Regions from separate parts of the Homo sapiens genome. Here regions 2, 3, 4 and 5 are each linked to region 1. A link is a contact called in ENCODE Hi-C or POLR2A ChIA-PET data. All regions are on one chromosome and are shown on one strand. Each heading gives the region's core, a stretch centred on a gene start or an enhancer-like site at or near the end of the contact. The rest is flanking DNA. Distances are from core to core; before and after follow the strand shown. Region 1 overlaps JADE2 (jade family PHD finger 2). Region 2 holds the start of C5orf24 (chromosome 5 open reading frame 24). Region 3 holds the start of TCF7 (transcription factor 7). Region 4 holds the start of SKP1 (S-phase kinase associated protein 1). Region 5 holds the start of PITX1 (paired like homeodomain 1).

Region 1 (2,700 bases), core at 30-2,529:
CAGTCCACCACTCCATGTCCTTCCCACAGGGGCTGGGGAATTAACAAATTTTTGCCCCACCCCGGACTTGCCGGAGGTGTGAAGGACAGTTCTGGGAGAGACCTGGAGGCCAGCCGCATGTTTTGGAGGGCTACTGTTTGAGGTAGTGTCCTCCTCTGGCCTGGGCAGAGACACAGGCGGAAGGGCAGGCCAAGCGGTGGGGGTTTCCCCAAGCAGGCTGTCTTGAGGTAGAAAGCTGCATTTTCAGGAAGTCAGAGTCCCCAGAAGTCAGCCAGTGGGCAGAGGCCTGGGTCTCTGGACCGGGAGCTGCTGATGCTGATCAAAATCAGCAAGTGCTTAAGAGTACCTAGTGGGCCTAGCTCAGTGCTGGGGACAGAAAGCACAGGCCCTGTCCCTGGGGAGCTTGTCCTTTGTCAGCAGGATGCAGGTGCTACACAGGAAGGTGTCTGTTATGGGAGGTGCAGCCTGGCTTTGCCAAAACACCCAGGCTTTGCCCGAGGACATCTGTGACCCCAGGCGAGTGAGCCTCAGAGCCCTTATCATAGAGTTCTGCCCTGGGTCCTCCCAGGGAGTTGATGATCTGTAGATGTGACTCCTTCCCGAGACTCATGGAGCCCTGGGGGGTGAAGGGAACCCCAGAGGTGAGTGGGGCAGGAGGTGGGGAGTGTCGGGTAAAGCAGGCCACCCTGAGCTGGAAGCCTGGATGGTGGGAGTGGGGATTCAGCTGTCAGCTCCTCTATAGGCTGTGGTGACAAATTAGTACATCCCTAGTTGCATGTACCACTGAGGCCCTTCACCAATGTGTAGCACTTAGTCCCTGGGGAAGGGGCCTGAGAGAAGCCTCTGCTGCCAGCAAGAGGGTGTCCCCCAGACCCAGTGTCCTTGAAAGTCCCTCTATATGGAGTGCCACCCCCCACTCCCCCAAAAAACACAGCGAGTGGAGATGCAGCTTCTTAGCTCAACCCATGCTTTTAAAAATGGAATCCTCCTTCTACCCTGGGTGAAGGGTAAAGACAGGGGTGGCCAGATTGTGTTGGGGCTCCAAACCACAGGATAAATAAGATGCCTTCTGAGGAGCAGAGGTGTTATCCAGATGTTTGAAATGCCATTTTATAGTAGAACAATGAAGGCGTATGGTACAGTAAAATGCAAAATGCCCATAATTTGATAGATAAAACAGGAGAATCCAAAAAAAGGTTTTGTGCTTGCCCTTGTGGTTTTGAGCCAAGTTTCCAGCCCACCAGCAGTTCCTTTGCTACCCTGTGAGGCAGGCGGGTTGGGGCGAGCCCTTCCGCTAGGCTAAGTGCCTGCTTTCTGAGACTCACACTGCCTTTCTCTGGGGTGGGGGGCAGGATCCACTTCTATAGTTGGAAACGTTGCTGCTCCGCCAGCTGGAAGGGCCTCCTGGCCTCTGGGACTTGTCTTGCAAAAGAAATGTGTGTAATAAATTCTCTTTAAGAGCAGGAAGTGCTGTTATCCTCATGAAAATAAAAGAAAGAGACGTTGAGTGGGGTTTTTTTTTTTTTAAGTGTCTTACGAACTTAGCCTAGTGGTAGCTTGCAACACAACTGGGCAGGGGGTAGCTATTCTCATAGCCCTTCTTTCGTGTTTTATACTGAATTTTAACTGCATAAGTTTGCTCTTGGCTGGGAAACTCTTTATCAGGTTCCGGCCCAGAAAAGATTTTTTAAAAGAAGAGCCCTCTGTGTCTTGCAAGCAGTATTGCTGTGGTTAAAGGACAGTGGGGACCTCACACAAGTGGTTTCACCTTTCTGAATCTCAGTCTCCACATCTGTAAAATGGGGGTAATATGAATTAGGAGCCACGATATATGTAAAACTTTAACATAATACCTGACATGCCTTAACAGGGCAATTACCTTTCTCTGTTAGCTGTCATTTCTAATGAGATGAGGTGCTCAGAAAACAATTGTGATGAGGTTGGCTCTTTAAGTACAGACCTTCAAACTTTCCTTGAGGGGTGAGGAAGAAGGCACCACTTCCAGCTCTACGTTGGGACTTTTGGTGTAGACAGATGTCCAGGAGAGATTGTCCTGGCCAAAGCCATTTTAATTGGCTTTGGGACAGTGACCAAGACCAGTTTCTCAGTTTCACCTGGAAGAATCCTGCCAGCCTCCTGCCTCTTCTCTCCCTGCTAAGACAGGGCAGGAAAGTTTAGTCATACTTCATACAAATCCTGGGATTCATTCATTCATTCATTCACTGACTCTTTACACAAGCATTTCGTTTTTTGTTTTTTTGTTTGTTTGTTTGTTTGTTTGTTTGTTTTGAGACAGGGTCTCCCTCTGTCACCCAGGCTGGAGTGCAGTGGCATGATCTCAGCTCACTGCAGCCTCTACCTCCTGGGCTCAGGCAGTCCTCCCGCTTGAGCCCCCCAGGTAGTTGGGACTACAGGCAAGCCACCATAACTGGCTAATTTTTGTTCCACAAGCATTTCTTGAGTACCTGCTGTGTGTCAAACACTGTGCCAAAAGCAGGCACAGTGATAAACAGGACATATGCAGTCCCTGTCTTCTTGCAGCTTGACTATTAGAAGAGATGGACATTAAAAATATAATTGCACAAATAGGCTGGGCGTGGTGGCTCACACCTGTAATCCCAGCACTTTGGGAGGCTGAGGTGGGTGGATCACTTGAGGTCAGGAGTTCGATACCAGCCTGGCCAAGATGGTGAAATCCTG
Region 2 (2,700 bases), core at 13-2,512, 300 kb after region 1:
CACCTGAGCTTTGTGTCCAGAGTTTTTTGTTGTTGTTGTTGTTTGTTTGTTTGAGACGGAGTCTCGTTCTGTCCCAGGCTGGAGTGCAGTGGTGCGATCTCGGCTCACAGCAACCTCCACCTCCTGGGTTCAAGCGATCCTCCTGCCTCAGCCTTCCGAGTAGCTGGGATTACAGGTGCGCACCACCATGCCCAACTAATTTTCGTATTTTTAGTAGAGAAGGGGTTTCACCATGTTAGTCAGGCTTGTTTCGAACTCCTGACCTCGTGATCTGCCCGCCTCGGCCTCCCAAAGTGCTGGGATTACAGGCGTGAGCCACCGCACCCAGGCTGTCCAGAGTTTTTATTGGTGTAGGTTTGATCAACTGTTCACATGGCTTATCTGTCTCCAGTCCCTCAGTAGTTTGAATGAATGGGCTTGCTTGTTTCGTGTGTTGTGTCCTGGCTTGTGTGTTTGTCCAGAAAAGTTGTTTCTCCTCCTTTCTTTCCTACTGGCAGGGCAGTACCTGGCTCAGGGCTGTGCTTATGGTAGAACTCAGTTCTATGAATTGTCCATCCTCAAATATCCTTCATTACATGGGGGAAAAGGGCAAGCATCCTCCTCTAGCCTCTTCCCACTGCTTAATAAAGTGTCTCCCTTTCAGTAGCTGCCCTAATTCTGGATCCTCTCCATTCTGACATCTGGAAATTCACAGGAGGAAGGAGTGAGGAAATGAATCCCTTCTAAGTGGGTTTGTGTGAGGTGACTGATATGTCAGATATCTCACAAGAAAAACATAATAGCGGTAGTTTGTTGTTCCATCCTTTCCTGTGATTATGGAATAATGAATGCGACAATTCCTGGGGCGTGGTGGCTTACGCCTGTAATCTGCGTGGATCATAGGATGTCCCATAAAATAAAGCTTTTCATTATCACATGATCCTGGGCATGAAGAGTCCCAACTCCCCTGACTATCATTTATTTGTCCTGTATCTAAGAAATGGGGTCAGCAGGAGTTCCAGCATCTCAGAATTGTGGTGAAAACCAATACAAGTAAGGAAGTTATTAATTCCCCATTTGGTGGGTTCCTCAACCCCAGCCACTGGGGACGGTCCACGCCGGATCACCAGCAGCTCAGGCTTAAGGCCACGACGCGCAAGCGCAGCCTGCCAGCCTGGCTCCCTCCCAAAGCTTGCGTGCAGGTTGGCGGCGGGAGATCGGGTCTCGCGATGCGAGTGAGCGTGTGCGTGCGCGGCCCTCGCGAGCTCGCGCACGCCGCCTCTAACACTACAGGGTGGTAGCGGCCTCTTCGTACTGCGTCCGGGGCAGGACCGTGCGCGGCGGCCGCGGCGGGTGCTGGGAGCCAGCGCCTGCCTCGCCGCCGCCCTCGCTGCCTGCCACTCCGTCTTGGCCCGTTCTCCGCACCGTGCAGAGGCGGCGGGCTGGGGAGGGAGCGGCGCCAGCACGAGGTTCCCAGCCGCTGGGAAGCCCCTAGACGCGCCGAGGGGCCGGGCTACGAGCGGCTGAGGTAGGTAGGGGTGCGCGGGCTGGTCAGCCGGCCGGGAGCGGGGTAGGGCGGCGGCGAGAACGGGCGCCTCGCTGACCGGGGAGAAGAGGCCTCCTGCCAAGGGGCCCTAGTGTAGCCGGAGTGAGAGGAGGGGCCCCGGACGTAGCCTGCTCTTCCCCGGTGTGGAGCCATTACGGGGGGACATTCCTCCTGCGGCGGGGGGAGGGAGCCCCCTTTCTTTTCTTTGAGAGGTCAGAATCCGCAGTCCGCCCTTCGCCTTTAAATAAAAGCCTGCCGGCTCGAGATCGGCGTCGCGATGGAGTGCCCGTGGACTTCTACGCTTGCGGAACTCCGAGTGGACGGATAGCGGCTTATGAATTTTGCTTTTTAGAGGGTACACAACCCTTTCTCTAGGGTGGCGTGCATCTTCTGCAAACTTGTTATTGCCAATACGCTAATAGTCGCTTTCAGCACACAACAGGTAATACATTCTAAACGCCTCGTGTCAAAATAAGGAGAGTCCTTATTTGTGCACCGTGGGGCACAGTTAAGGAGCAGGAAGAAGACAAAGGAGGCCGTTATTTATGTGCCGTCCTATTATCAAAACTTTCCGTGGTGGGGCAGGGTGCGTGGCTATTGGCCTCTGCTGAATGGACTTTCAGAGTGATTGAGGTGAGTTGCAAATCTTCATTTAGAATTATGAAACGTATATGATTATACATAATAGTTAGTCAAATGACCTGAAATAAATCTCTGAGAATTACGTGATCTTTGATCTTTGGAGAACAGAACTTGGGTTTCTTGAAAGGAAGCTTTCTCCATGTTTAGAAAGCTTCAGGGATGCTTTGTGAAGTTACTAAAAATAGTTACATTTCTTTATGTTGGCAGTAATGACTGCCACATTCAAGAGAAGAGAAAGGAATTGTTCTATAAAGAACGGCTCATTTTAGGGGTTAAACTTTAGGAGTTAAACACAATAAAACAACTTCAAGGATGGTAAGTTTTAGCTTATGCTTTAAGTATTCGAATTTAGTCACAGTCCAAATATATAGAAGCTCTTAGTTGACTCCTGTACATTCAGGGAACTATTTATTGGTTGTTTTTGTTTGTTTTGTTTTTTTTGAAACGGAGTCTCACTCTGTCCCCCAGGCTGGAGTACAGTGGCGCGATCGCGGCTCACTGCAACCTCTGCCTCCCGGGTTCAAGCAATTCTC
Region 3 (2,700 bases), core at 143-2,642, 430 kb before region 1:
GGGCACCCTAGCCCGGAGGTGGCGGGGGAGGGGGGTGTGGGGGCTGGTGTCCGAGACACCCGGCTGGGCGGGCACAGATAGGATCTGAACACAGGGAAGCATGGCCTAGCTCTTTGATCCACAGCCAGCCACGCTGGGCCTGGACCCGGAGGGAGGCACGGCTGTCTTCCGGCCCGGCTTTGCACCGCTGCCAGGGGTCCTGTGGGGCCCTCAGAGGGAGAGGCGTCCAATACCCGGCCCTCCCCCAAATACCCTCTATCCCAACTGCTCTCAGAAGAGGCGTGAGCGTCTACAGTGAACCCAGCACAGAAACCTGCTAGGGGAGCTGCTGTTGACTGCATCGCGATCCAAAGGACCGGCGTCTTTTGTAGATGCAGGGGCTGAGCCAGGCCAAGCGCGCCGTGGAGGCCCGCGTGGACGCAGACCCGGGTGCCATACAGATGCGCTGGAATCCAGGCACTTTCCCGCGCTCCGCAAATCTAGATGTTTCAGCCTGGATCGAGCGAGGGTTAGAGGGTTAGTCAGGCCAGGGTCAACTTCAGAGTCATGGGCTCCCTAAATGCGACTTCTAGGGTTGAGTTGCTGTGGACGAGCGACCCATGTCGGAATCCCGCGCCCACGTGGCTGCCCAAAGTTCCGAGTCTCCGGGCTGCAGGTTCTAGTCACGGAACCGAGTTGGGAGAGTCATAGGGGCTGGGACTTGGAGGATCGGCTGAGGTCCGGTGCTCTTGGCTGTGTTCGCGGCTCGGAGCCGTCGCCTGACTGAGGGGCCCGTCACAGATGTGTGATGTATAAGCTCTGCACGCAACAGGAGCTCAATAAATGTGCGAAGGGGGGTATACTTATGTTCGCACTGTATGCAGGCGGCCTAGAAGGAAGTCCCTGATTGGCACAGGGATGGAGGATGGGGCAAGAGCCGCAACAGCGCCGCGGAGTTCCAACGCTGCCGGTTCCCTGGGGTACGAGCACAGCCTCAAGCAGCCTCAAGCCCTAGGAAGCCCCCAGTTCAAAGCACAGGGCGCATTGGAGCCTGGGCACGATACAGTTCACACCACGGCTGCGATGGTAAGCCACGCCCAAGTCCCAAGGGCCTAGGGGACCCCCGCCCTCCACAGCCGGAGGAGAAACCTGGGCGCAGAAAGCAGGGGGAATATCTGGTTGTAGGTGAGTAAGCGGGGTCAGGAGTTCCCGTTAGAGTCTCTGCGTTTCGGGAGAAGGGTGATCATTCCCAGGCTTGTCCGACGTCTCTCTCAGGGTGCGCTCCGGAAGAGCGAGCCCTTTAAGGCTATGCCGAGTGGGCGCGTCCCGGCCTCTCCCGGGAGAGGAGAGGCGGGGCGGACCTGTGTCCCGCCCCCGGCCCGGCCCGCCCCCAGTGCCCGCCCCGCCCCCGGCACTCGGCCGGCGGCGCCTTTGATGTTCCGACCCGCCAGCTCGCGGAGCCGCTCTGCCCCGCGCCCTAGCCCGCGCCTGCAGCCCGCCCAGGCGGAGTCAGCCCGCGCTCCGCCCGCCGCGATCCGAGCTCGGAGGTTCGGACTCCGGGCTCGCCGCCCCCCGGGCCGGCTCCGCGCCCCGCACTCCCGGCGCCCAGCGCCCCGCGCCCCGGCGGGCGGAGCGCACCATGCCGCAGCTGGACTCCGGCGGGGGCGGCGCGGGCGGCGGCGACGACCTCGGCGCGCCGGACGAGCTGCTGGCCTTCCAGGATGAAGGCGAGGAGCAGGACGACAAGAGCCGCGACAGCGCCGCCGGTCCCGAGCGCGACCTGGCCGAGCTCAAGTCGTCGCTCGTGAACGAGTCCGAGGGCGCGGCCGGCGGCGCAGGGATCCCGGGGGTCCCGGGGGCCGGCGCCGGGGCCCGCGGCGAGGCCGAGGTGAGCCCCCGCCGGCGCCGGCTCCTCCCCCGCGGTCGCCGCGCCGCGCCGCCCCAGTTGCGCGCGGCCCTCGGGGTCTCCAGCGCGCAGAGCGTCCCTGCCCCGGCGTCGGCCCCGACCCCCGCGGTCCCACCGCCCCTCACTCCCCTCCGGTTCTCCCTCCAGGCTCTCGGGCGGGAACACGCTGCGCAGAGACTCTTCCCGGACAAACTTCCAGAGCCCCTGGAGGACGGTGAGTTTCTGCCCGGCCCGGCTTCCCTTCGTCGCGCTCAGGCCCTGGCCTCGGTGGGACGGGGACGCCAAGGACCGCGGGGAGCCGGGTGCCTCCCCCACCGCAGCTCAGGAGGCGGCAGAACCCAGGGGTGGAGAGTGGGGGGCGGGCTTCCCGGGCGCCGCCGGGTCGAGTCACTTCCGGTGCCCTGACCTTTATAGGAGTAAACAGACCCCCGCCATCCCCGCCTCCCCTCCTGCCCAGGTGACTGACTAATCCGCCGCCTTCAGGAGACAGAATTGGCCAAGGTTTCTTGGTTGGAGGGCGGGGGGTGGGAGGTCAAGTAGGGGCCACCTCGGGGAGGCCTGCCCTCCAGGTCCTTCCCCTAAAACTTGGCACTGCCGATACTCCCAGCCCGTTCCTTCCCAAGTCAGGAACTTGCAGGGGACCCCTTGGCAATTCTTTTTCTCTCAAGAGCAGACAGCCTTCAGTCCCAGCCGCTGCCAGGGCTGGTGTGTCTGACCCAGCTGTGGTTTTTCCAGGCCTGAAGGCCCCGGAGTGCACCAGCGGCATGTACAAAGAGACCGTCTACTCCGCCTTCAATCTGCTCATGCATTACCCA
Region 4 (2,700 bases), core at 3-2,502, 370 kb before region 1:
TAGCAGCTGGTCAATCGGTTAATCTGTAATTCGATGCACTTGGTAATACTAAACTCAAAGATAAGTTTTAGTGTTACAGTAGAATAAAGTGCAAAATTTTTAAGTAATAATGGATGAAATATTTATTTGAAATGCTTTCAAAACAATTCCATTCTAAAGAAAGAGGCCTAAAGGCTCCTGCACTTGTAAATAATTCTCCATGGCCAGCATAAAGCGGGTTCTATCACATCATATAGAAAAAAAAACCCCTGCGCTTTAAGTGACCCGAAATTCTGACACTGCTTTTTAGACTGCACAGTGGAGGAGACGGTATTGTTCTATGAAACGGATACATTCTACTGTCACGCTCTAAAGGAAAAATGCATGTCCCTAAAACCCAAACGTGAAGTTTCCATTAAAAGTGAATCAAAGCAGGTAGACGTCCTATTTCTTTAAAAGCCAGATACCTAGAGTTAAGTTATACACAGTTAAGGCTCCTACAAGTCACACCACTCTGACGATGGTATCTGCTCAACGACTCCAAGTCATGGCAAAACAACGCTAAGAAATATTCAGATGGAGCAGGCGGCTATGTGCAGAAAGCCGGCGCCCGCACACGGTTAGCCAGGACCGACCGGTAGCTAGTGACGCCAGACACGGTGGAGAAAGGATGGGAGCCAAGAACCGGGCGGCCTCAGACCACCACCGCAGCTCTCCCTCCCGACCACAACAAAAGCCAGACACCGACACACGCCCACGCTCACGACAGCCAAGGGACCCCCATTCACAACCCCGCCGCCACCCCCGCCCTGGTCCCCGGGACAGCAGGCTTAAGACCAAGAGAGGCCCCCGGCCGCAGCCTGGGCCTTGCAGCCGAGCTCCGCGCCGGCTGACGCTCGGCCGGTGCAGAGAAGGCCCAGCCCGGGGTTCGGCTCACTTATGGAGCGCCGTGAGGACGCCCGGCCAGAGGAGGCCTCGCTGAGTCGGGGGCGGGGCAGGTGAACGGAACCTGGTAGGGTCTCCCGAAGAACAGGGTCGACAACGCGATCCACCGGGCCCGAAAGAAGGCCAGGCCCAGTCACCGCCCGCCGCGGGCAGGCCCAAACCGCAGCGGTGAGGCCAGCCGGCACGCAATCCGGTAGCCACGACCCTTTCCAGTTCAGTGGGCGGCTACTCACGGTGTTCGGTGTTAAGGAGACGGCCGGCGGGAGGCTGACGAGAGCCGGGAGGCGTTAGCGAAGGAAGAGAAAAACCGAAGACGAAGCCACTACAGCGTCGCAGCGCGGCGCGGCGTCTGCTTTATAGGAGAGGGCGCAGGCGCCGAGGACCCCGGGGCGCGCGGCGTCACATCGCGGCTGGGCTGGCCGCCGAGATCGCCTGACGGCAGGCCGAGAACGGCTGGGCGGGCCCAGGCCGGGAGGCGGCAAGGAGCTGCCGGGGGCGGCTGGCCGGGGGATCGGGGGGCCGGAAGAGTTTTCGCCTCTCCCCAGCTCTGAAAGCGCCGCGCTGTCTCGTCAACTGGGTGCCGGACCCCGACTGGCCTAGAAAGGTCTTTCAGGCAGCGGTGCCCTAAGCCGAGTGAAAGACCCCAGTTAAAAAGCCTGGAAAAAACAAAACCGGGCGAGTGTGTGCGTCTCTGTGTGTGTTCCTGGGAACAACAGAACGGGGCGTGTGTGTGTGTGTTCACTCCTGGGGGGGGCTGCGTGTGTGTGTACGCGCGTGTGTTCATTCCTGAGGTGTATGTGCGCGCGCGGGTGTGTGTGTTCATTCCTGGGGTGGGGTGGGGTGGGGGTGGGGCGCTTGTGTGTGTGTGTTTTACTACTGAACTGATACAGCTTGTCCAGCTTCCATTCTCCACGGTAACCCTCCGAGGTGAAATAGTGTTAGCCTTTTCGCCTCTGCAGTGAGGGAACAGGTTCGGAACGGTTAAGTGGCAGAGCTAGGATTTGAACCTTACTCCACAATTAGGTGCTGTTAGCCCTTATTTCCTACTATTGACTTCTAAAGAGGCTTCCATGCCAAACATAGCCATCGTTATAGGGAAACCCCAAGTCTAGAGAGATGGCTCCATCTAGCAGTAGGTACCTACTCCTTCACTAAACATGCTTTGAGCCCGACGTGCGAGGCGTGGTGCTGGGGATTCCGCCGTGAACCAGGCAGCCAGGGCCCGGCCTGGACGTAACTCTTCTCTAGGGTGCTCCCAGGAAGGCTTTGATGAGGTCGATGGAATGAAGCCAGCTGTAAAGGAAAGGGAGTAGTCTGAAAGCCCCACCCTGTTCTGCTCGGGAACATTACTCTCCCCATCCTAGGAGACTGGGCGCCGGGCTCGCCTAGCCAACAGGCACGTGATGATATCCCTGACACCAGGAAGACAAAAGATACTTCCACACAGGGCCCCCTGAAGAAACCAGAGATGTACAGTGCCTCTGGGATGGGACTGGGCAGGAAGGCCAAGCAGCTCCTTGAGTTACCAGGTCTTTGTCTACAAGCCTATCCAGTGTCTGCCAGGTGCCACAGCTGATGACAGAAGATGAAACGCCTGCAGCTCTCAGACATTTTCTTTGCAGCACAGCCCTGCCCTCAGCAGCTCTAGCTTCAGGCCTCCTAGGCAGGGCCCACTGGAGCCCCTTTGCTCCCCGCCTATGGCATAGAAGGTGGTACCTTATTAACTCTCTTTAAGCATTCTAAGCAGGACTGTGCAGTGTCAGGTCACACAGCCCG
Region 5 (2,700 bases), core at 56-2,555, 490 kb after region 1:
CCCCTCCGGAACCCGGCCGGCTGCGCTGGGCAGCGGATTCGCTGCCCCACTGCCCGCGCCGGCCACCCGCGGGCCCAGTTCGCTGCTGGAAAAAAGCTCCAGCTCGGACAAAAAAAGGCAGCGCGGAGGGAGACGCGCAGGAGCCGGGGCGGGGGCCAGAGCCGGGCTGCTCCGGGCTTCGGCCGCGCACGTGGGCCGGATCCCTTGATCGGCGTTCCGGCTGGCCTTGCTGGGAGTCCGGCCGCGCCTGTTGGCCCGCTCGCCCTCACCGTCCTCTGTGTCTCCCTTCTACTTGATGACCCCTCTCCCCCCGTTTACCCTTCCCGCCCGCCCCTTCTCTTTGGTCTCTTTCATTCTGTCGCCTACTGTCACGGTGTTAACCTCCCTCTCTGTCTCTCTGAGTGCGTTCTCTCGCCCGTCACCCCTCTTCCTTTCTCGGTCTCCTCCTCTCCCTTCGTCCGAGCCGCTCCTTAGCGCCCAGTTGCGCAAATCAAATTCTTTCCCGTTCTATTTACTCCTGATCAAGAGGGGCTGTCAGTCCAACCCTCCAGCTGTAGGCTCGTGCATCTGCCAGTCTCTTGGCGCGTGGGGACCGCGTGGAAGTGCCTTCGCGTGTGCGTAAGTTTCCGCGTTCACCGTCAGGTCGAGAACGGGAAAAAGAAAGCTCCTGACGCTTCTGGGGCGGAGAGGGAGCTTGGTTGCGCGGCGCGGGCGTCAGGCCCTGCTCCCAGCTCCCCGTGCTCCGCGCCCGGGTAGGCTCTGTGCGCGCCGCGCGGGGAACGGCGCTTACCTGGCAGCTCCGTGTCAGACGACTCGCTGGCGGAGTTCTCGAGCGGCTCGCGGGGGTCGGCGGGCCGGGCCAGGTGGAAGGCGGGCCCCATGTCATGGGGTGGCGGCGGCGGCGGCCGGAGCCCCTCCGGCAGCCGCTCCAGGCTCATGCCCCCCTTGAAGGCGTCCATGGAGGTGGGGACCGCGGCGGGCGCTCCAGGGGCCGGGGCTGGGCGCGCCCCGCCGCCCTGGCTGCGACCTGCGGGGACAAGAGCGCAGCGCCTAAGCGGCTGCCCTCCAGGGCTGCCGGCGCCTGCAGCGACGCCGTGCCCGCCCCATGGACCGCCCGGGGCTGCGGCGCCGGGCGGGCAGAGGCGGCGGCAGCTTCTCGCGACTGGGCGCCTGGCTCAGCGCTCCGCGCTGCGCTCCTGCCGCTCGGGCCTCAGCAGCCCGGCCGGCCCCGGCTCCGGCTCCGGCTCCGGCTCGCGATCCGGGGCCGGTTTCTAAGGCTCCGGACGGCGCCGGCAGAGTCTGTCTTAAAGCGACAGCGCGCACAGCCAGGTTCCAGCAGTCCCTGCGCCAGGGGTGCTGGGTGGGGTGGGCCTGGGTGGGAGGGGGCTGGGGAGGGAGCGAGCGAGCGAGGGAGCGCGGGCGGAATCCAGCCCCAAGCCGCCCGCGCCGCCGCGCCCTCACTGCCGCCCTCCCTCCCTCCCTGCCTCGCCCGCGCCCTCCCCCTCCGCAGCCACCTTCCCGCCGCCTCCCCGCCCCCCGCGGCCTCGCCGCGCCTCTCCCTCCTTCCCCGGTGACACACCGAGTTCTCCCTCGGCCTCACAAAAGAAACGCATCTGGCCTGCGAGTCCCGGGCGGCTCGTGCACACCTCAGGCCTCAAATGACTTGTTTCGCCTAGAATCAACTCCCGTCTCGGCCGCCTCGAAGTCCCCAGCCCTGGCGAGAACAGCCCAGGATGAGTGAATGTTTGCCGAACAGGATCGCACCGAGCGGGCGCCTTCGAGCCAGCGCCGGGGCGGGGGCAGAGCCCGGGGCCCGTTCCGGCAGCTCCCAGCGGTGTCCTCGTCGAGGGGCCGCCTGCCCCTCCTTCTCCAGCCTCTTCTCCCGGGAACTCAGCCCGGCTGAGTGACAGCAGCCTGCGCTCTAATGGGCCCCCGGATGCTGCCTCCTAATTAGCTTGGACCTTCTCCCCTACGGCTGCTTCTCAGGCCTCCCTCTCTGCACCGCAGTCAATTTTCCGGGATTGGGATAGAAATGATGGCTTCTAATCAGACGAAACGTTTCTGCTGGCTCTAGGCGTTTGGAGAATGCAGAAGGAAGACCCCAAGGATCCCAGCCAGACCCCACAGCCTCTTGTACCTCTCCCCTTGTTTTACACCTTAGGCCTTGGCCAAATGGGCCAGGCCTGGCCTTGGCAGGCATGGGGTTGGCCTTGGCAGCCTTTGCCCTCCTTCAGGGTAGCTTTGTCCCAGCCTGGGGCCTGCGTCCTGGCTTCCCAGGGCTTCAGGCATAGGCCTGGTAAGCCAGGTGACTGCTGTCTCCCAACCCTGGGCCAGCAGCCCAGGAAGCCCTCAGTCTTCCAGCTTCTCTCCCACACAGTGGTAGCTGAGCTGCAGCTCCAATGGGCCTTCACTGGGCACAGGCAAAGACATTACTCTCCCACTCCTAAGAGTGATTCCCTCCTCGAGTCCTTGCACGTAGGTGAAGTTTGTCGAAGGATTTTGCTCAACAATTGTTAGCTGGCCCCGAGACCTCAGCGTCTTGAGCAAACAGGCCACAGCTGGGGCGGCAAGGCGCCGCCCTGACCTGCTCCTCTGGCCATAGGCGGACCCCAGACTGCCCTCTGCCCCTCACCTGTGATCAGCTCCACCAGACACAGCAACCCAAGGGAGCTGCGCCAGGATTGTCTGCCTGGGAAAGAA

Evidence for each region. Hi-C counts contacts between places; a loop is a spot of excess contacts on that map. ChIA-PET counts read pairs that join two places held with the same protein, here RNA polymerase II (POLR2A). Pooled maps may share reads with other maps.
Region 2: a loop to region 1 is called in a pooled map, with 4 times the contacts of the local background. The contact joins the promoter of C5orf24 here to the enhancer-like site in region 1. A Hi-C loop is called at or near these places in 7 of 50 pooled maps. POLR2A ChIA-PET finds 5 or more read pairs at or near these places in 2 of 52 experiments (activated CD4-positive, alpha-beta T cell and naive thymus-derived CD8-positive, alpha-beta T cell).
Region 3: a loop to region 1 is called in a map with no recorded cell type, with 2.7 times the contacts of the local background. The contact joins the promoter of TCF7 here to the enhancer-like site in region 1. A Hi-C loop is called at or near these places in 1 of 168 maps with a recorded cell type or tissue (GM12878), 2 of 37 single-sample maps with no recorded cell type and 5 of 50 pooled maps. POLR2A ChIA-PET finds 5 or more read pairs at or near these places in 3 of 52 experiments (GM12878, OCI-LY7 and activated T-cell).
Region 4: a pooled map shows a loop between it and region 1 (2.9-fold over the local background). The contact joins the promoter of SKP1 here to the enhancer-like site in region 1. A Hi-C loop is called at or near these places in 8 of 50 pooled maps. POLR2A ChIA-PET finds 5 or more read pairs at or near these places in 6 of 52 experiments (MCF 10A, WTC11, activated B cell and 3 more).
Region 5: a loop to region 1 is called in a map with no recorded cell type, with 2.6 times the contacts of the local background. The contact joins the promoter of PITX1 here to the enhancer-like site in region 1. A Hi-C loop is called at or near these places in 1 of 168 maps with a recorded cell type or tissue (OCI-LY7) and 1 of 37 single-sample maps with no recorded cell type. POLR2A ChIA-PET finds 5 or more read pairs at or near these places in 1 of 52 experiments (OCI-LY7).

Annotation. Positions count from the first base shown.
Region 1 is chr5:134,543,898-134,546,597 of GRCh38, forward strand. The region is part of intron 3 of JADE2 (jade family PHD finger 2); the gene reads left to right. Among named protein-coding and RNA genes, the nearest start is that of JADE2, 20 kb to the left of the region's middle. RefSeq lists enhancers at 1-133, 234-503, 564-663, 924-1,263. Within about 2 kb of position 1,280, at least 20 of the 41 ENCODE cell types and tissues checked have a DNase peak (open chromatin) inside an H3K27ac peak, as active enhancers do; they include OCI-LY7, where a contact is called at or near this core.
Region 2 is chr5:134,844,706-134,847,405 of GRCh38, forward strand. It overlaps C5orf24 (chromosome 5 open reading frame 24), which reads left to right and starts at 1,263. Exons shown (of 2, transcript NM_001135586.1): 1 at 1,263-1,507. RefSeq lists an enhancer at 974-1,709 and silencers at 1,229-1,608, 1,639-1,688.
Region 3 is chr5:134,113,289-134,115,988 of GRCh38, forward strand. TCF7 (transcription factor 7) reads left to right here and starts at 1,393. Exons shown (of 10, transcript NM_003202.5): 1 at 1,393-1,867; 2 at 2,033-2,099; 3 at 2,621-2,700. The coding sequence starts at 1,619. It also overlaps a transcript of VDAC1 not described here. RefSeq lists an enhancer at 1,030-1,259 and a silencer at 1,350-1,469.
Region 4 is chr5:134,175,698-134,178,397 of GRCh38, forward strand. SKP1 (S-phase kinase associated protein 1) reads right to left here and starts at 1,253. Exons shown (of 6, transcript NM_170679.3): 1 at 1,158-1,253. RefSeq lists enhancers at 634-913, 1,004-1,253, 2,157-2,671 and a silencer at 1,404-1,483.
Region 5 is chr5:135,032,923-135,035,622 of GRCh38, forward strand. It overlaps PITX1 (paired like homeodomain 1), which reads right to left and starts at 1,306. Exons shown (of 3, transcript NM_002653.5): 1 at 791-1,306. The coding sequence starts at 959. PITX1-AS1 (PITX1 antisense RNA 1) reads left to right here and starts at 352. Exons shown (of 6, transcript NR_161235.1): 1 at 352-618. RefSeq lists an enhancer at 190-822.